2 separate regions of the Homo sapiens genome follow, and region 1 is linked to region 2. Evidence: chromatin loops called from intact Hi-C (ENCODE). Cell type or tissue: IMR-90. All regions are shown on one strand. Links, peaks and the distances in the headings refer to the core of each region. The heading gives the core; the rest is flanking DNA.

Region 1 (10,909 bases), core at 1,687-9,686, 230 kb before region 2:
TGGCCAATTGCGCCTATAGTTCCATTTAAAAGAGTCATTTATCAACGTAAAACGTTATAGTACCTTTTGAATAGTTTTGTGATCCTTTTCTGCCATCTCTTTCATACTTATAAGTTCATCTTCTGTAAACAAAAGGAGAGAGAGGCCAACCATGAAATTACATGCTTATGCCCCTGTATTTAAACGGCCTGCTTCAGGGCAGGCTGTGGGGCACTAGCAGGCATAGTGGACACAAGGCCTAGCAGGACTGTGACCTTCACAACTGCCCTTGACATTCGCAGCCTTCTTCCTGCTGTTCAGATGGCCGGTCAGATAGGGATTAAGAAGTAAGTTCAAGATCCAAGTGTGGCTGAGGGCTGAAAGCTTTTCATCAATACTAGCGACGGACATTTTTGCTGTTGGTCACAGCCAATACAAAGAGCTTTAGCAGGTGGCAGTTTATGACTTAATAAGAACGACCCAAAACTAAAAAGCCTTGCTATGCCACAGCAGAAGAGAATGAGACTATACTGGCATGGTAGAATTTTACATCCAAGGGATAATATTAATATAATATATCTCATTTTACTGATATTTTGCTATAATTCATTGTATTGCCTGCTCATTGCTTTGAATACTGCAGATTAAGGACAACATCATGTAATTAACATAATCACTCGGATCACAGTTAAATGAAAAAATACGTTAGAGCAATCTCACCTTGGTGATTATTTTTTTCTCTTTTCCACATGTTCTAACAACTTCGGTGATTTAAACACAACTTTCACCAATGTTTGTGGTATGAAAGAAAAGAGGTATTAAGTATACAAATGAAATTGTGTATTTAAGCTTTGCATCAAAAATTGAAGTAACTAGTAAGTACTAGCATATTTTCCTGAAGGGCTAACTCTGTTTTCCCTACAAAGCATATCCCTATATGTATTCTTAAGTTTTTAAATGTTATCAAGTTTAGATAATCAGTTAAGCATCTGAAACAAATCAGCAAAAGTTTCTATCTGGCTATAATATTTCTAAGTGAAATGGAGCATTGATTAGCAAATTTTTGCAAAGGCCAATGTCTGTCTTGAAACAACACCCTGAATTAACGTGACATGGCTCAGGGGTACAACTACAAACACATCCTCTGTCCCAAGCAAGAAGTGCTATCTTTAATAAAAAGCAAAGATGGCTATGAAATTCATCTTTCAAATGTAAATAACCAAACGAATGTATGTTTGGAAAAGACAAACATAGTTATGAGCTTTACAAAGTGACCAATATACAGATTTTTCTCAAAAGTGATTTCAAAATGTTACCTAATCCTGAATTTTCTTTTAGATTGATCTGGATTTCTTCTTCAAGCTCTGAAATGATCTGAAGCAGCCTCTCATTTTCCACTTTGTACTCCAAATTTTCCTTTTCTAGGTTTGATTTTGGAGAGCTGGTTTCTTTGGCAAAAGATTCCTAAAAGATGGAGAATGCCATATTCCTAAGCAGGGAGCCAAGGATTTAAATATGCAAGACAAGGACAATACAGATACAGAAAAGCTATCATATAATTTTCTGAATTCTATTACACACTTATAAGAATAGTAAAAAGGAAGGAGCCTAAATAGAGCTTGCTGGAAGAAAGGCTCCAGTACATTCTGTACAAAGACCTCAACACATGGGGACATTTTATTGACAGGAATAATGCATATCATACTGTTTGTGTGCCCTCATCATTCAGGTCAATTCATTATGGAGGCTGTGTCCGGGGAGGCAGCTGGGGCCCCTCCACCCACACTTCCCTCTGTGTGTGTCTGAAGTGCTGTCCGCCTGTAACTAGGCAGGCTGGGGGGACCAGGACGGGCAGCGCCAGGGGGTGGCAGAGTGCATGGCTAAGGAGGGGGGCTTGTTGCCTTTGTGGCATTTCCCAGTGTCAGTGCTGCCAGTGTCATGAGGAGCACATCACATGTCAAAGTGGTGACGTTTTCAGGCTGGGAGCCGCATGGAGTCCATCAGGCACACGGATATCCACACAGTTGGTTTTCTGCTTGGTGGAGGAGCCACCCAGAGGCAATTCATATTCTGAACATTAACATGGCTTTGCATGCTTGTCACACGGGGTCTGTGCAGGCGTTTAATGCTATTGAAGACTTTGGTTTAAATCTCTATGCAAACAGTGATTACCTTGTAAGAAGGTTTCAGGATAACTTACAACAAAAGACTTTAAAGTTATAGTTTTAGTAAAGCAAACTCATTTACATTTTTATTATGTGCGTCTTTTGTTTAAATCTTGCCATGTCCATTATGGGAGAGCTTTTTCTTACGCAATAGACGCGCTTATTGGGACAGCTACTCTTTTTTTTTTTTTTTTTTTTGCCTTCTTCTTCTTGTCTGTTTCAAAGCTATTGAAAACATCTGAATATCCTCCCTTATGGCTGTCTAGATTTTATTGCCATGCATTAAAAAAAAAAAAATTAAGCTCTAATGGATTGGGGAAGCTGGTGCAGAACTTTATACTTTATTGTGGTATGATATTAAACAGATTATGCAATCTCAAAATATTATTATGCCAAAGGAGATAGAAGATTCTACATGCCTTGTTCAAAATTACTATAGACATTAAAAATACTTTTGATCTTAAGGTCATCACAGGTGAATTATAACTTATTCTTTTTACAGTAATTCCATGATGGCAATAACTAAAAATAAAATCTTCCCTCAAAAACAAAATAATTTCTCTCGACTGATTTCCCTTTGGAACTACACTTTCATTTAAGGTTAAGGATATGTGGAAGTAAACTATTAAAATATTTTCCCCTGTAACAGTTTTAAAGAAAAAGAAGTGATTTAAATTTTTTGTAGTACATTAATAAGTCCTTTAAAACAAGTGACTTACTAATGAAATTACGTATGGTATATATATGTGTGTGTGTGTGTGTGTAAGAGTTAGTAATATTTAAAATATGTTCTTAAATTTTGCACTAAGCTCAATTACAAATCTTCATGACTTTGATTCACCATTTCACTTAAATTATTTGAGCCCAATTCATCTTAACTAATGAGAACTAACAAACCTAGTAAGTAGTTAATAAACAACACTGTTTTCTTAATAAACGAAGAATCCGTCATTAATTTCTTGTCCCACATTGTTCAATTTGAGACCATCACAGAATGCATTTATAGACTAAAAGGTTTTGTGTGTGTGTGTGTGTGGAAAGAAATAAACAAACAATACTGGCCTTAATAGGCTTAAGCATACTTTTCCTAACAGTGGCAGAATATGAACATCCACAGAGGATTACATGAGCACCCGATTCTCATAAACTAAAGAAGAACTATTTGAATTCATCAGATGAAGTGTAAAATTTACAAATGGTAGCAGCTAATACCTAACTACGGGTTCTAAGAATCTCTTTGTATGAAAGCAGGACGCAAGGAAAACACATTAAATACGGGGGTTTGTCCTCCACATATCAAACCACAACCCCTGTTCTTCCAAGGTTAACCCTTAGCTCTGTCCCCACCATCTGTCAGCTGTGGGAACTGCAAGTAATTAACTATTCAGACGCCCACAGCAATGAGGACACTCATTAGCAAAATGAACAAAGGGATCGTTCTGAGCTGCTACGGTGCTCTGTTACACTCTGAGTGGCAGGTTTTGTGGTGGTGTTCCTTCTGCCATCTGCCCACACTGCTAGTTTGTGTTTGCTTAAACCAGGAGACTTTTAAAAAATAAACTGCCTTAATAAAATGAGGTTAAGAAGGATGGAGATCATTAAAGGCAGTTAACTGGATGTAGCCGTTTAAACCACACTATAAGAGAGACTGTGTGCAATCCATGATCATTCTGGAATTTCAAAATTGTAAAGAAACTTACCAATCTCAAGTTTTTCTTTCATATTATAAAAACTAGGGCTTCAGGTGGTGGCATATGTGCTATATCTTTTGTGAATATTCACAAGATGCATAGAATTACAAACTGAATCCCAAATTGAATCTCGAAAGAATCATTTTTGAAAACAGGTGTACTTGGGAGCTTTGCTCCTCAAATGCGGTCCATGGACCAGGAGCCTCAGCATCACCTGGGAACTGATTAGAAATGCAGCCCCTCAGGCCCAACCCAGAGCTACTGTGTCAGAGTCTGCATCTAACGAGATCTGCAGGTGATGCATGTGAGCAGTAAAGTCTGAGAAGTCCTGCTTCAGAGCACTTTCTGTGCCTTCTCAGCAGTTTCCCCTCCACAGGCTCCATTGAATTGGACATCTCAATTTTCTGGGGAGGAGCAGAGTTCTGATGCAAGCCCATGCCTCATGACAGTCACAGAGAAGAGCAGGTGCTTTCCCAATGAGTGACAACCAGGAAAGTGGCACTCTGGGCAGTGCAACCCTGCAGAGCTGCCACTCTTGAATGACAGCTCTGTTTCAGAGCTGTCAGCAACAAGCAGATATGCTCGCAATGGAAGGTAGGTGGGTGATGGTTGCAGGGCTCATCAGTGTTGGGATAAGAAAAATAAAAAGTCTATTCAAAATGCCAGCTCCAATTGAAATTAAAACACATGCACAGGCACACACACACACACACAGAAACACACACACACACAGAAACACACACACACAATTACAGAGACATAAAGGCTAACCTCCTTTATAAATTCTCAAGAGGATTAGCCAACGGACAGCATGGAAACCTGATGGCTACAATGGTATGCAGCTGAGTCACATTGATTTCCCACCGAATAAAACCTGAACATTTCATCCCTTGAATGAAGTTGCTCTTGGGAAAATTCGACATTCAGGATGTTCCCATCTGGAGATGAGAAATTACAACTACTTATTAATTATAAAGCTATTGAAGTAATTTGATAATCAGTAAGAGTAAACTAGATAACTGTAGATAAACTAAATAAAACTTGTTTATTTCACTTTTTTTTTCAACTTACTTCCACTGCTACTTTGAAATTTTTAATTGTTTTTCCAAATCCCGTGTTCCCAATCTAATTTGAGACTTGGTGTCCCAGGGGTTTTTAAAATACCACTAGAGGGGGCAGTTGAATCAGATGAAATTTCAAATAAAAAAGATCATCTAGAACTTAAGGTTTTAGGAAAGTTTGTTCTTAGAGAATGTAGGAAAAAAGTGTGTTTCATTTTATTTGATATAAGCTATGACCTGCCTTTGTGGCATTCATGTCTGTGTTCTTGAAATGGTGACACGTATGCTTTCCATCACCCTCAGTCAGGAGGGGAGAGCAGAGCAGTCAGGAGGGGAGAGCAGACACGTATGCTTTGTCGGGGTCTCCAGGAGAAATCCATACACCCCGTTAATCAGAATCACCTCACCTTCCTCAAATATTAAGAGTGTTTACAGAAATTCTAATGTGCTCTTTGGGGACTAACTACATTGGAATAACCAGAGTATTCTGGATGCCACTGAAAGCCAGAGAACAGCCTGCTTACATATGAGCCGGTGTGGCTCCCACCTGCTCTCCTTTTCACAAAGCCACAGCCCATCCTCACGCTTTCCCCAGAATGTCCAGCTGGGCCAGGTAACCAGCTGAAGAGAAAAGTTAGAGGTGTAAATATTTCAAGAGTATAGGGAGCTGTCTTACCCAATTGGGGTGTTCTCAACAGTCCAGAGGTCTGTTTGGTACATTTTATGGAACATAAACGGATGGCCATAAGGATTTGTGCATTTCCTTATAATACCTGAATTGATACATGAATATTTCTTCAAAGAACTTGAAGCAATTTACATTCAATACAGCAGGTGTTCTTATCATAACTCTCTAGTTTAGCCAGGCGGGTATCATGTTGCATTTCACAAATGGGAAATAAATGGATCAAAATTGCCTTGCCACATCTACACTGGATGTCTTTGGCCAAGGCAGGATTAAAAGCAAACTATTACAGTTTTTAGTCTTTTCTATTAAATTGTTTTCTTCAAAAAGTAAAAGTAAATGTAAACCCAAGAAAAGGTTTTTCAAAGGCAAATGCAAAAATTGAATGTGCTTCCTAGTCCAAGATATATACAAAAATTAATATTCAATTTTATTAGATCTATGCTATTGACACAATGCTGTATTGCTTAGAAGGTGCTCAATTTTTTCTAGATATAAAGATTTCTAATAGATTAACAAAGTAAACACCTAAAGCAAACATTTAAACCAGTTTAAATACGATCCTTTAGAATGGTTTGTGTTTGATTCATTATCTCTTATAACGTTGAAGTTTTAAATAAGAGTACTAGTGAGGGATTTAGATAAACCATAAATTGTATTCAAAGGCATGAGCAACCCATAAGTGTTTCTTCCTAGTGTTAACATTTTGACATATAACTTTTCAGATTTTCCTGTATGCATGTGTCGATATTTCTATGTGTACTTTTTTTTTTTTGCAGTTGCAAGATTTAATAGAGTTAAATAGAGTGGAAACAGGGCTCCCATACAAAAGGAAGGGACCCAAAGAGGGTAGCCATTGCCAGCTCGAATGCCTGGGTTTATATCCCGATCATTGTCCCTCCCACTGTGCTCTTAGGCAACAGATGATTGGCTATTTCTTTACCTCCTGTTTTTGCCTAATTAGCATTTCAGTGAGCTCTCCTTACTATCTGATTGGTCTGGTGTGAGCTAAGTTGCAAGCCCTGTGTTTAAAGGTGGAAGCGGTCACCTTCCCAGCTAGGCTTAGGGATTCTTAGTCGGCCTAGGAAATCCAGCTAGTCCTGTCTCTCAGTGCCCCTCTCAACAGGAAAACCCAAGTGCTGTTGGGGAGGTTGGCTGATGACCGCTCTAATTGCTTCCTGCTGAATTGGGGTGTACTAGGGGTCGTGCAGTTGAGATTTCCTCGGGAGGGGTGACTTTGATGTCATTAACATCGGAGCATGGGCTAGCAGGCTGGTCCAGGGGTCTGTGGTAGATCTTAGTCACAGACTGCATCTGGGGCACCATTTGAAGAATGATTTGTAGTTTTACAGCTTTGATTCTGGAAGAGACAAACTTAACAAGGAGGTTAAAGATACAGGGATTGAAATGTATGGCCTGCAGTGCAGGGGATTATTTCTTTGGCACACTTTACAGGCCTTGACTATCTGCTTGATAGTTTTGAAAAGGCCTGGTCCAGTAAATAATAATTTGGCCACCTGATGGGTGCTATTAATGCCTAAGTGAAAGGTTTGGTGAAGGGTTTTAAGTAATTTCCATTGGTTAGCTGCAGGCAAAAGTATTTTTCCTTCTTCCATGGCTAGCCATCCTGAGGGAAGGCAACTATGTCCTCGTGAGGTTCCCCATTCTATTTCTTCTTCTGAGTACTGGGGCTTGCTTTCCTGGAGGGGATTACCCCATACTAGAGGTCCCCTTCTATAAGCATTTCTAATGGAGGGTCCTTCCTTGTGGCTGTTTTGGCTTCAATATCTTCTTGGTGGTTCCTTTCTATTTCCCTTTCCTTTCCTTTCCTTTCCTTTCCTTTCCTTTCCTTTCTGATGACCCCACCAGTCTAAGACTGCCACCTCTTTAGGTTTCTGTACAGCCAATAATATTTCCCTAATGGCTTCCTGATGTTTGATAGGTGTTCCCTCGGAAGTTAGGAATTCCCTTTCTCTCCATATTGCTGCATGGGCATGGAGGACTAGGTAAGCATACTACTCTGTATATATATTCACCCTTTTTCCTTCTCTTAATTCTAGTGCCCGAGTGAGGGCTATTAGTTTTACCAGCTGAGCACTAGTTCCTGGAGTGAGGGGATTACTTTCAAGTACTCCATTATCACTGACAACTGCATACCCCGCTTTTCGAAGTCCTTTTTCTACAAAGGAACTTCCATTAGTATACAAGTTGAGGTTGGGATCAGTCAAGGGAACCTCTAAAAGGTCCCCCTGAGCGGCATAGGTTTGAGCAATTACTTGTTGACAGTTATGTTCTATCTTTTCTTCTTTGTCTGGAAGAAATGTGGCTGGGTTAAGAGTTGCACAAGTGCGCAGTCGCAGCACTGGCCCTTCAAGTAATAGAGCCTGATATTTAAGTAAACAGTTGTCTGACAGGCACAAGTCTCCTTTAGCAGTGAGTAAGCCATTCACATCGTAAGATATCCACACAGTAAGATCTCTTCCCTGTATTATTTTAACTGCTTCAGATACTAAGACTGCTACTGCCACCACTACCCGTAAACAATGAGGCCAACCCGGCCGGGCATGTTGGCTCACGCCTATAATCCTAGCACTTTGGGAAGCTGAGGTGGGCGGATCACAAGGTCAGGAGATCGAGACCATCCTGGCGAACACGGTGAAACCCCATCTCCACTAAAAATACAAAAAATCAGCCAGGCGTGGTGGTGTGCACCTGTAGTCCCAGCTACTCGGGAGGCTGAGGCAGGAGGATGGCATGAACCTGGGAGGCGGAGCTTGCAGTGAGCCGAGATGGCACCACTGCACTCCAGCCTGGGCGACAGAGTGAGACTCTGTCTCAAAAAAACAAACAAACAAAAAAATAAAAACAATGAGGCCAACCCTTTGCCACTACATCAATTTCCTTACTCAGGTATGCCACAGGTTGCAAGCTCATCCCTCAGACCTGTGTGAGGACTCCTAGAGCTATTCCTGTTTTTTCTGTGACATATAAAGAAAAGTCTTGCCCCATTGGCAAGCTTAACACTGGGGCTTGGGTTAGGGCTTTCTTTAGGGCCTGGAAAGCCACTTCTGCTTCAGGTGTCCATCTTACTAAATGGGTATTGGCTTTCTGAGTTTCCTTAATTAGTGTATATAATGGTCTGGCTATTTCGCCGTACCTGGGAATCCATATTCGGCAGTTCCTGTTATGCCAAGGAACGCTCTTAGTTGCTTCAGGGTTTTGGGATAAGGATAAGCCAATATAGCCTGGATACATTCCTCACTGAGGGTCCTGGTGCCTTTGGATAATTTTAGCCCTAAGTATTTAACCTGCTGTGAGCAGAGCTGAGCTTTTGGTTTGGAAACCTTGTAGCCACAGGTAGCAAGGAAATTTAAGAGCACCTGGGTGGCTTGATGACACAAGGTTTCTGAATGGGCGGCTAAAAGTAAATCATCCATGTACCGAAGGACAACAGTGTCCAGGTATGAGAACTGGCTCAAGTCTTGGGCTAATAGTCTTGGGTGCCTGGCCAAATAGATGGGGGCTATTCCTGAACCCTTGGGGTAAAACAGTCCAGGTGAGTTGAGACATTGGGTTTGAAGGATCTTCAAAGGCAAACAAGAATTGAGAGTCAGGATGTACAAGGATGCAGAAAAAGGTATCCTTAAGGTCCAGGACTGTAAACCACTCTGCTTCCTCTGGTATTTGGGAAAGCAGAGTAGAAGGGTTAGGTATAGCTGGGTATAGAGGAACAACAGACTCATTGATAATCCTGAGATCTTCCACTAACCTCCACTGTCTGTTGGGTTTCTGTACTCCTAAAATTGGAGTATTGCAGGGGCTATTGCATGGTTTTACTAGGCCTTGGGCTTTTAGGTCCTTAATCTTTTGGAGTCCTTGTTGGACCTTGGGTCTAAGGGGGTACTGCCTTTGGTAGGAAAAGGAGGCGTAATCCTTTAGTTTAACTTGAACAGGACAGGCATTCTTTGCTCGTCCATATTGTCCTTCTGTTGCCCAGACTTCAGGATTAGTTCCTTCCTCAAGCAGGGGACAACAAATGGGGTGTTCCTTCTCCTATGTTCAGGTGTATAATGGCCCCTGCTTTTGCTAGAATGTCTCTCCCTAAGAAGGAAGTGGGGCTTTCAGGCATAATTAGAAAAGCATGTGAAAAGAGTAAAGTTCCCCAGTCACAACTTAGTGGCTGGGAGAAGTATCTAGTGACTGGCTGTCCTAGGACCCCTTGGATAGTGACAGATCTGGAGGACAATTGTCCACGACAGGAGAGTAAGACTGAGAAGGGGGCGGGTGCAGTGGCTCATGCCTGTAATCCCAGCACTTTGGGAGGCTGAGGCGGGCGAATCATGAGGTCAAGAGATCAAGACCATCCTGGCTAACACGGTGAAACCCTGTCTCTACTAAAACATACAAAAAATTAGCCGGGTGTGGTGGCGGGCGCCTGTAGTCCCAGCTACTCAGGAGGCTGAGGCAGGAGAATGGCGCGAACCCAGGATGTGGAGCTTGCAGTGAGCCAAGATCGCGCCACTGCACTCCAGCCTGGGTGACAGAGCGAGACTCTGTCTCAAAAAAAAAAAAAAAAATTACTGAGAAGTCTGTGCCAGTGTCCAGGAGACAGTTAACCTCCTGGCCTTCAATGGTCAAGCATATCTGGGGCTCTGTGAGGGTGATGGCATGGGCTGGTGCTTGCCCCAGGCACCCTCAGTCCTGCTGCTCGATCATCCGGCTAGTGGCTTCTGACTCAGAGGATCTTTGTCCCCTGGGGCAGCGGGCCTTCCAGTGATTCCCTTGACATAAGGGGCATGGATGAGAGGGTGGCTTACTTGTACTTGGACAATCTTTTTTAAAGTGTCCTTATAGACCGCACTGGAAGCAAGCCCTATTAGGCATTCGATTTTCCCAGCTTTTCCCTTTTCCAGAGCCTCCAAAGTCCGCTTGCCTGAGGGCCATGACTAAAGCGGTGGCCTTTTTTTATCCCGTTTGTCCCATTCCGCCTGCTCCTCCTGATCTCTATTATAAAAAACCGAGGTTGCCAAGTTCAATAGAGTTTCTAAGTTTTTCTCCGGGCCTAAGGTGGACTTTTGAAGTTTTTTTCTAATGTCTGCAGCTGACTGAGTAATAAACTTATTTATCCTTTAAGATCAGTTGGACTTCAACAGAGTCAGGTGATAGAGAGGTATGCTTCCTCAATGCCTCTCTTAGTCTCTCCAGAAAGGCAGTAGGATTTTCTTCCTTTCCCTGTGTTGTAGTGGACATCATTGAATAATTCATAGGCTTCCTCCTAGTTTCCCTTAGTCCTTCTAGCACGCAAGTTAGCAAATGTCTGCAGCACCA
Region 2 (10,909 bases), core at 1,592-9,591:
CCTTGGCCTCCCAAACAGCCGAGATTATAGGCATGAGCCACTACATGCAGCCAAACTTGAGTGGTTTTTTATAGCTGGTTTGATCAAGAGTGGACAGTTGTGGAGAAATATGAGTGGGAAAAAAGGGTATGATCTAATGGTAATAAACTTGGGGAAACTTAGCAAACCTATTTGTTCAAATTCTTCCATGTCCCTGTGTCTTCAGAGATTTTTTCTTTCTGGGTATAGGGTGGGTAGCTTTCACATGAGATTCTTATGCCCTGCTTCAGGAGAGGACAAATGAAGGCCAGAGAGACCTTCCTGTTTCTGCTGTTTTCACACATTCCTTCAGCTTGAAATATTCAGTATGTCAAGGTGCCATACTTTGGGGTAGGGTGTTTGGAAATCACCAGTGCATTTCAAAAGGAATATGAAGACGTTACCAGTGGCTATAAATACATAGAGTAATGGTCATTTTCTTTTCTTTTCTTTTCTTTTTTCTTTTTTTTAAGCAAAGACTCTGTGTACCTTCTATCTGGTGTTAGTTTGGTTAGGTTCTTTTAGTTTTGTAGAATTGTTATCTTGCTGTGATTATGTTCTTTTAACACTAAGGAAAACCATGTAAAAAGCAGGGTGTTCAAAATTCTGGGGACTAAGACTTGGAAAGAAATAGGCCCAGCAAGCCAGTTCCGCAGGGCTGTCATTAGAGAGTTGACTTGGGTGGCACAGAAGGCACCATAGTGCCCTCTAAGGGTGGTAGTTACTGAATTATTGTACTTCGCTGACATACTGTTTACTCATTAAAGGTCTTGGAAAAGCAGAATTTTAACTACCTTTGCTCCAAGAGAATAAACTCTATTTAGAACAAGGGAAAGCTTTCTATTTTTACCCAGGAAAGAGCTAACCCAGGTGTGGACTGGGAAAAGACAACTTCCTAGGTTTTCACGGTGAGGTTCATTTTGTGATCTGGTAACAGGTCATAGAATATCACATCCTTACACCCTACACCGTTAAGCACAAAAGACTTCCAAGGAAGATTGCAATGATTTTTGGATAGCGCTCACCTCTGCTTCTCTATTTTATTTCAAATATTTCAAATATTACAGAGTTGATAGCATCACACACACACACACACACACACACACAAACACACAAACACATTTTAGAGATTTTTTTTTAACAGTAGTTTGAGGTTCACAGCACCCATCACGTGCATGGCTACCCCACTATCAACACCTCCCATCGGAGTGGCATTTTTGTTGCTTGATGAACCTACAGTGACATGTCATTATCATCTAAAGTCCATAGTTTACATTAGGGTTCACTCTTGTTATACCTTCTATGGATTTAGACAAATGCATGGTGATGTGTATCCACCATTGTACTATCATACAGAGTAATTTCACTGCCCTAAAAATTTTCTGTGCTCCGCCTAATCATCCCCCACCCCCAACCTCTGGCATCACTGTTTTTTTTACTGTATCCACAGTTTTGCGTTTTCCAGAATGTTATATAGTGGAATCATACAGTATGTATATTAAACTAAACATGCTCTTATAAAACTAAACATTTTTAGCTTTTTAGGCTTTTCAGATTGGCTTCTTTCACTTAGTACTGTGCATTTAAGTTTTCTCCATGTATTTTCATGGCTTGACAGCTCATTTTTTTTTAGCACTGAATAATATTCCAGTGTCTAAATGTATCACAGTTCATTTATTCATTCACCTACTGAAGGATCTCTTGGTTGCTTCCAAGTTTTTTAGCAATTATGAATAAAGCTGCTATAAACATCCACGTGGGCCAGGTGCGGTGGCTTATGCCTGTAATCCCAGCACTTTGGGAAGCCAGCACGAGTGGATCACTTGAGTCCAGAAGTTTGATACTAGCCTAGGCCACTTGGCTAGTGGTGCGTGCCTGTAGTTCCAGCTACTCAGGAGGCTGAGGTGGGAGAATCACTTGAGCCAGGGAGGTTGAGACTGCAGTGAGCCATGGTGGCACCACTGCACTCCAGCCTGGGTGACAGAGTGACAGAGTGAAACCCTGTCTCAAAAACAAACAAAAATCCATGTGTAGGTTTTTGTGGGGACATAAATTTTCAGCTCCTTTGAGTAAATTTCAAAGAGTGAGATTGCATGGTAAGAGTATGTTTAGTTTTATAAGAAACTGCCAAACTGCCTCCCAAGTGGCTGTACCATTTTGCATTTCACCACCAATGACTGAAGGTTCCTATTGATCTACATCTGGAATTTGGCCATTCTAATAGATGTGTAGCAGGATAACATTATATTTTACACACTTTATAGTTGAAATTTGGTTGGTTACCATTATTTATTTTTTGGTAGTTTGATTGTTCTGATTATTAGTTTTTGATGTCAGCTGGGCACGGTGGCTTACGCCTGTAATCCCAGGACTTTGGAAGGCCTAGGCAGGTGGATCACGAAGTCAGGAGTTCGAGACCAGCCTGGCCAACGTGGTGAAACTCCGTCTCTACTAAAAATACAAAAATTAGCTGGATGTGGTGGCATGTGCCTGTAATCTCAGCTCTTTGGGAGGCTGAGGTAGGAGAATTGCTTGAACCCGGGATGTGGAGGTTGCAGTGAGCTGAGATCGCGCCACTGCACTCCAGCCTGGGTGACAGAGCAAGACTCCGTCTCAAAAAAAAAATTATCAATGTCATTTATCATTAATGAATATCCAGAAAATTGTGTCAACTTCATTTGGATGTGAAAAATACTACATGATGTGCTTGCTATTAAAGAATATTTAATTAGGAAAAATGTCATTTTAGGAAACATATCTTTTTATGTAACTTATCCCATCTGTCTATTACCATGATGTCTGGGCTCTAATTTCCTCTCCTGAATTGCTTGCTCTTTCAAAGTAGAACATCATTTTGTTCACTTTTGTGTTCTCTCCAATTCTTTTCACATGCCTCACACAAAGAAAGAGTGTAATAAATGCTTGACTAAATACCTTGTATTTTAGAAAAAAAAAACCTATGATATAAGCAATTAAGCAAATCATTGGCCCACTTGTTACTTGATGAGACAGGTCAAGTACCTTGCACCTGGTAATAGAGCTAATAAGTGGTAGAACTTGGGTTCAAAATCAGGCAGTTTGATTCTAGAGTTTCCCATCCATAGTCAGGCGATGTATGTATTAGTAGCCACCCCCACCCCCTAACTGATATCTCCTCCTTTTCCCTCCTATAGGAGCAGTGCTCCCTCGTACACAGGTATCCACACCTCCTTTATACAGCCCATTTGCTGCGGGGAGCTGATTCTGTTCCTGGCTTCTGAGATGGGGCATGTACCTAGGTGGAGCCTATACCAATGAGGGACAACTATTCCCTGATCAGAGTTATTGCATCAGGGGTGGGTAGCGAGCCTGAGACCATGTTTGCTGAGTAATTTCTGGTAAAGAAGTGTCCTCTGTTTTGGAAAACTGGGAAAGCAGCTTCTTTCTCTATCCTTAGATATAAATGGAGGCAGGGCCCAGGTAGTTGTGGACAGCCCAAATAGGACTGCTGGGATTGAAGATGACATTGCCAAAGGCAGACAGATGTTGAACTAAACTTGGTCTTGGATGACACTGTTGAGCAATTGAACTGAACCAATCCTGAAACTAACCTTACTTCTAGCATTCAGTCATGTGAGCTATTAATTCTCTTTTATCATTTGAGGTTTTTTTTTCTCACCCAGTGGAAACTATTCATGGCCACAGTAAGGGAAGATAATATTTCTTTCTCAAAAGCTAACTGGTTAGAACTTTGACAGAGTATAGTCATCACGCTTGGAAAGAACTAATTAGATCTCGGTATTAAAAAGCTATGTGATAACTGGTTCATGTTATATTTACAGCTCTATATTCAAATAAAACCCAAATGTCAGATGCTTGAATATGAATATAAAAATATCAGGACCTGCTGTTACTGCAGCTGAAACTGAATTATAGCTCCCTGAGGGAGAATCAATACTTTTCTTTTAAGCCAAACTCAAGATTCCTAAATGTACTTCCAAATAACAAATAATAAATGACCAAGGAAAAGATTTTTAAAATACCTCTACAGAGGATAAAAATTAGGGGGAGAATGCTACTCGTCTGTTACAAGAGTTGGAAAAATCCTCCCTTAAGCTTTTTCTATATATCTTTATTCTCCCCCAGGGTAGAGCCAATTAAATAACTTTTATGGTGAAAAATTCAGTTGTTTGGGATTAAAAAGACAAATAATCAAAGATAAAATCATTACCTTGAGGGCCAGCCATGGTGGCTTACATCTGTAATCCCAGAGCTTTGGGAGGCTGAGGCAGGAGGATGGCTTGAGCCTAGGAGTTCCAGGCCGCGGTGAGCTGTGATGGCGCCACTGCACTCCAGCCTGGGTGACAGAGTGGGATCTTGTCTCTTAAAAAAAAATTATCACTTCGAAAGAGATTTTCTTTAAGATTTTATTTCATTGGTTCTCACCTTTAAACTAGAAGGGCAGAGCTTCTGTTGGTACAGTACTAAGAAAGTATAGAGAACAACAACAAAAATACCTTCAGAATAAGGGGAATGTGTATTGATTATTCTTGATTAGAAAACATACAAGGCTCTCTTAGTCCAAGGACGCCATTATGTTTTCCTTTTTTTTTTTGACAGAATCTACAGGCTTAATACGTTCCTTTCCAGCTTGAAAGGATCTCTCCTCCTTTCTCCCCCTTGATGCTCTATCTTGAATAGTCAAACAGAATTATAAGATGCTTTTTAAATTGGGAAGAAAACAATCATTTTCTGCTTTTGTTTTCTTTGTATCAGGCAGAGGCAAGGGCCTCCAGCCAGCTAATGTGATGGACACGGTATCTGGAGAGTCCTGCATTTCAAAACTTACTCTAAGGAAGACTGCTTTGATTTTCAAAGTCTCTAGTCTACAGAGAGATTGAGCTCTGGCTGCAAGACACTGTCTATCATAGAGCCACATGGCGACATTGCCGTAGAGAAGAGACATAAATAACCACAACTGCCAGAAAATAAAGCTGGTAATCTCTAGAAATGCCTGGATACATTAAAATGAAATATAACCCAGTACTCTGGTTCTTTAGACCCCGTTGAATACTTTGTTCTCAGTCAGCTGATAAAATTTTAATTTATTATTGCGTGTTTATGATGAAATGTAACATAACTCATTCATTGTGTCTGTTAATCCTCTCATTCATAAAAATAGCATATGTGTTGATGATCTACATTAAAGTAATTGTTTACCATGGGTAGTATTATAGCGATAATCTATAAATAATGTGAAAGTTTGTAGAAAATTAAAGTATATAGAACTGTAGAAAGAGATAAATCTTTAAATATTTAAGGTTTTGATCTGCTTGTATAATGAACTGGTGTTTTAGCCATTTGAGCCACCTAGTGGTAATATACATGAGATATGATTTCTTATTCTGAAAAAAAATGTAAAAGTTTAACAGTTTCCAATTTAAAAGGAATAAACTAAGTAAAGCGAATCATAACCATTATATATTATACATTCAGCTTTTGAATTATTACTTATTGGTAGAAGATTGACTATTAGAAAATAAATTATAAAAACAGTTCTTTGCTTATTTTGTTTCTTCTAATAGAGGCCACATAGCCAAGAAAATTAAAATTATAAAAAATTATAATTGAAGGGGATATTTGCAATATGTATAAGAAAGAAAAAGCAATCAAATATTTAGTGGACTAAAATGAATAATACACTTTCCAACTTAATTGTATTCCAATGTAACCTTTGATAAGTGGTCTTCAGTGTAGTCATATTCTCTTAAGTCTGTCTTTTAGCCAATCATTAGTCTGTCTTCTTATATTCAAGGAACAAAACTGAATCACTAATCTGCTCAGTGATCCATTAGAAATACTCTGTAACTGATCACACTGTGTCTAATTTTAGATTTCTTTTACTGGGAACTGTAGATCAAAGCAAGTTTCCATTTTGGCTCTATTCTGGTATAATAACTTCCGGCAGAGCCAAATCATGAAATACTGCTAACTTCACGTGTTAGAATCCACATTCATCTTTGCCTTGTTAACTTTTAAGGAGCTTTTTATTTATTGTTCCAAGAATGCCAGGTTCTTTGGTTTCCTGCTTTCTTAAATTGCCATGTGTCTCTAAATAGGTTTTTTTCAAAATCGGAATTAGCACAAAGATAGATAGATTTGTCTTCTTTGAATTCACCAGCCTCCCTACTTGGTAGGATTGCAAAACTATCTTATGAACCCAGCAGAGAAAATATCCTCTCTTCTTGATGATCCTGCTTGTTGGAACTCTGACCTCTCCATTTCTTCTGTGGTTTCACTGGGTAATCTGAAGACAAGTCTTCACATGTGGTTCCTGGAAGCAATGACATCTAAAGTTGATCTAAAGTCGAGAGGATTGAAGCGTGCCAGCCTGAGAGCAGACAAAACCTTTAAGGAGTAATTGAGCAGGGTAAAAAGGGAATAGACTCTAAAAGAGGAAGAGCTTCCCTGATACATAAGGCACCCAGGAAGATCTGTGGGGGAACAAGATAATGGAGGGAGAATTCTGCTACAACAGAATGGTGTCTGTTATTTTGCTCCCCTCCCTCCACCTTTTTTTAGAAATACCATTTTTCTGGATAGAATGTGTGGTTGTGGGGTAGACGTGTTTCCTAGGCTGGGCCAATCAGAGAATTACCTGAGTCGTTTTGAACTCAGCTCTAGTGAGAAGTCTGAGATATTCTCTGGTGTCAAACTCAGGAGATGTGAATTGTGGTGCTGCTTCCTGCTTTGTGGAGAAAATCAGTCCAGAAGATGAGATGGCAGCTGACAGCAGAAACAGGCAGAGACATAGAGCAGGGAACATGCCTGAGCCACGCTTTTTGGAACCAGTACATTTCCCCTTTTGCCTCAGCTAGTTGGAGTTGGGTTTCTGTCACTTACATCCCAAAGAGTCCTGATTAGTACAGAGCAGATACTGCCTGCATAGTCAAGTAACTTGTTCAAGGGTTATCAGTGAACAGAACATTCTGGAAGGTAAGGGAAAACAGCAGGTTCCAGAGTCCCAAGAATCAGGAAGATGATGATCAGGAGGAAGACCTGATAATAATCAAAACAGGGTAAGTGACTGATTTAATATTCATAAGACACAGAGACGCAAGAGGATATGAACTTTTCATTTACCTTAAAATGCTCATTCCAAACCATGCAAGTTTCCTTCATTTCTTTTCTCCATATTAAAATTTTTACTAATATATCATGATGACTAACTTTTGCAAGTAGGAAGTACCAAGATGCCTAATAATAGCTTCTGGGTTGGGGCTGATGCTAGCTGTAGCAATATCGCATCTCTTATGCCCATGGCTCTATCTCAGTAAAACTGCCCCATTTAGTAAATGAGGATTTTCCAAAACCTTCGGTCCCCAGCCGTGTTTGGTATCAGGTGACCTGCTCATCCCCATCCTGTCCCCATCTCACTCATAGTTTATTAGGCCAATTTGAAATTTCAAAAGTAGAGTCTTCATGAAATGAAGACTAAACACAAAATTCCAAAACGAACTTCAAAAACCCACAAAGACTGCAGAACCGTAAGTAAACTTACTTAGGGAATATGAGGGAGCAGGGCTTTTCTTTCTTCTGGGTGCATTTTTAATGCAGAGTCACAGATATCAGCCAATGCTAGGGTCTAGCTCCTGTTCAGGTGGCCTTGGTTTCCCATCTTCATCTCATTAGCCACAGGCTCTTTGAATGAGCTTATTAACTATCATGGCTTTAGCTTCCACCAAGGTGCTAATGGCTCCCAAATTTCCATCTCTAGTACTAAACTCTTTCTTTCTTTCTTTTTTCTTTTTTGAGACAGAGTCTTTCTCTATCACCTAGGCTGGAGTTCAGTGATGAGCTCTCAGCTCACTTCACCCTTGACCTCTGAGACCCAAATGATCCTCCCACCTCAGTTCCCCAAGTCACTGGGACCGCAGGTGTGCACCACCATGCCCAGCTAATGTTGTTTCTTTTTTTGTAGATACAGGGTCCCCCTATGTTGTCCAGGCTGGTCTCAAACTCCTGGGCTCAAATGATCCTCCTCAATAATAACTTAATTGTATATTTAAAAATAAGGAATGTAAATGGATTGTTTGTAACTCAAAGGGCAAATACTTGAGGGGATGGATAGGGTTATTCTCCATGATATGCTTATTTCACATTGCATGCCTGCATCAAAACATCGCACATACTCCATGAAAATATACACCTACTATGCACCCATAAAAATTTAAAACCATAATTTAAAAAAAAGAGATCCTCTTGCCTCGGCCAAAGTACTGGGATTTACAGGCATGAGCCACTGTGCCAGGCCCTAAACTGCTTCTCAAACTCAAGACCTGTGTATATAATTGTGTACTGGACACTTTTTCTCATAAGTCCCAGGGAAACCTCGAAGTCAATGCGTCTCACAATGAAACTCTTCCTAAGTTCTTCATAGTCCCTGTGTCAGGGAGTAGTATCATTATCTACCTGATTGCTTAAGCCAGAAACCTGTGAATCATCAGTGATGCCCTCACTTATTGTCCCCTATGTCTTCTCAGTCATTATGATACTTCAACGCTATTTCTATTATTTCTGAAAAGCACCTCTTTCTATCCCCAGTACTACATTCTTAGTCAAGATTCTTCTTACTTTTTGTATGTCTTCTTATAACAGCCTCCTAATTTCTTTTCTCAGCCTTGAGTTATTCACCTCTCACTACCATTCTCCTTTCTGGAGTTAACTTTCTAAATTGAAGATCTCATAATGTCAGTTTAAAAATCATTCATGAGGCTGGGTGTCATGGCTCATTCCTGTAATATCTGAACTTTGGGAGGCAGAGGCAGGGGAATTGCTTGAGGCCAGGAGTTTGAGACCAGCCTGGGCAACATAGTGAGACCCCCGTCTCTATTTAAAAAAATGAAAATGAGGGCCAGGAGTGGTGGCTCATGCCTGTAATCCCAGAACTTTGGGAGGCTGAGGTGGGCGGATCATGAGGTCAGGAGATCGAAACCATCCTGGCTAACACATTGAAACCCCGTCTCTACTAAAAATATAAAAAAATAGCCGGGCATGGTGGCGGGCACCTGTAGTCCCAGCTACTCGGGAGGCTGAGGCAGGAGAATCACTTGAACCTGGGAGGCAGAGCTTGCAGTGAGCCAAGATTGCACCACTGCACTCCAGCCTGGGCAACAGAGGGAGATTCCATCTCAAAATAAATAAATAAATAAATAAATAAATAAATAAATAAATAAATAAAAAGAAAGCGAAAACATTAGCCAGGTGTGGTGGTGCAAGCCTGTAGTCCTAGCGATTTGGGAGGCTGAGGTGGGAGGATCACTTGAACCCAGGAAGTCATGGCTGCAGTGAGGTATGATTGCACCACTGCATTCCAGCCTGGGTGACAGAGTGACATGCTGTGTCAAAAAAAAAAAAAAAAAAAAAGAAAAGAAAAAGAATATCTTGCATGAGATCATTTGCTAAGGAGCCATGAGTTCTTTTGCATGACCTTTCCATCCTGTCCAACATGGTGGTTAGCCAGTCCTTCCCTTCAACTCCACATTCCAGCCAGGCTAGTTGATCCTTAAATGTGCTGTGCTCCTTCCTGCCTCGGTGTGCTAGCTGCTCCTTCTATGAACATCCTCCCCACTGCTTCTGCCTGCACGGCTTCACAATTCAGCTCAGGTGCTTCCTCCTTTAGACAGCCTTAAAGTTTTTTCTCTGTGAACACGTCTACTATAGACTTGCTGTGCCATCATCTGTTTACTTCTGAGTTTCCCCAAATATGTTGTAAACTTCTTGAAGCTAAAACCAGCACCTGGATGTTCAATGAATAATCAAATAGAGTATTTTATTCAACCGGTAAGTTCAAAGATGATTAAAACCACGAACTCTTTACTAATTACCCTGTTTGGTGTTTACACTCTGGGCAGAATCAATTCTGAAACAAATAAGAAAAATGAAGATAGCAGTGGTGCTATATTAGTATTGATAAAAGACACTGCAAAGGAGGAACCTCCTGCCATTATCCACCCACTTCTAGCAGAAGAGATTGGTGGGTGAAAGAAATGAAGTATGGTAACCTAACCTGACATATGCTAGGGTGGGCGGAAGGCAATCATTGCATTCTGATGGAGTAATACCTAGGTAGAGGTTCTGCTCCATTGTTAGCTGTTAAGCAGCTGTAACAAACATTGGCAGGTGTCTGAACTTTAAAAGCCTTTGATTGTCCAAAAAAGACTGGAAAATACCTTTCCAGAAGAAAGAGAGGAGTTGTGTAGCATCCTATGAGGACTCAAACAGAAGAGTGGATGTGACTTGGATTTTTATGCTCCCAACTCAGAGGAGTTGGCCGGGTAAGCTGTTTTCAGTTTGTTTTCTGTTTTATCTATTTACGCTATTACTCAGTAACATTTAGCAGATAGCTAACAAGATAGCATTTAGTCTTTTTTTTTTTTTTGTATTTTTTTAAAAAATAGAGACAAGGTCTCACTATGTTGCCCAGGCTGGTCTCAAAGTCCTGGGCTTAATGATCCTACCACCTTGGCCTCCTGCAGTGTTGGAATTACAGCGTGAGCCACCATGCCCCACCAGCATTTAACTCTCTCTAGGTCAACTATATTAATCCTTAAGATCTCTGCCCCTTTCTTTCTGGGACACTTACCCATCTGAATTATCCACAAGAGATACCCTAACATTTACCCTCCATAGAGGGGAGCTAGAGATACATCCAAGGGATATAAAATAGAGGACCTATCATACTGGTCAAATAAGAAATTTTCAGCAATATTTATTTAGCACCAACTCAGAAGTTGCTCTAGAATTCCTATAAAAAGGGGATTAAGGACATAATTTGTTTGAGTGGGGAGGGGCTGATGGAGATTATGTAGTAGTAGGTGAAGCTAAGTCTTTTCTGAGTCCTTGAATCCCC

The links. A loop is a pair of places that touch in the nucleus more often than their neighbours do. Peaks named below come from ENCODE experiments on the same cell type or tissue, not always from the same donor. Only the 100,000 strongest peaks of a DNase experiment are listed, where the experiment ranks them.
Region 1: a loop joins it to region 2, with 11 times the contacts of the local background. A loop is called at or near these places in 4 of 110 quality-filtered maps.

The regions. Positions count from the first base shown.
Region 1 is chr10:23,289,837-23,300,745 of GRCh38, forward strand. C10orf67 (chromosome 10 open reading frame 67) reads right to left here. Exons shown (of 16, transcript NM_001371909.1): 6 at 1,296-1,443; 7 at 64-122. Among named protein-coding and RNA genes, the nearest start is that of C10orf67-AS1, 49 kb to the right of the region's middle. In IMR-90, for the core only: CTCF peaks have their summits at 3,497 and 4,988 (motif pointing right); no DNase peak of the experiment used is centred there; H3K27me3 peaks cover 502 bases.
Region 2 is chr10:23,524,886-23,535,794 of GRCh38, forward strand. No RefSeq gene overlaps it. Among named protein-coding and RNA genes, the nearest start is that of OTUD1, 91 kb to the left of the region's middle. In IMR-90, for the core only: a CTCF peak has its summit at 5,369 (motif pointing left); no DNase peak of the experiment used is centred there; H3K27me3 peaks cover 267 bases.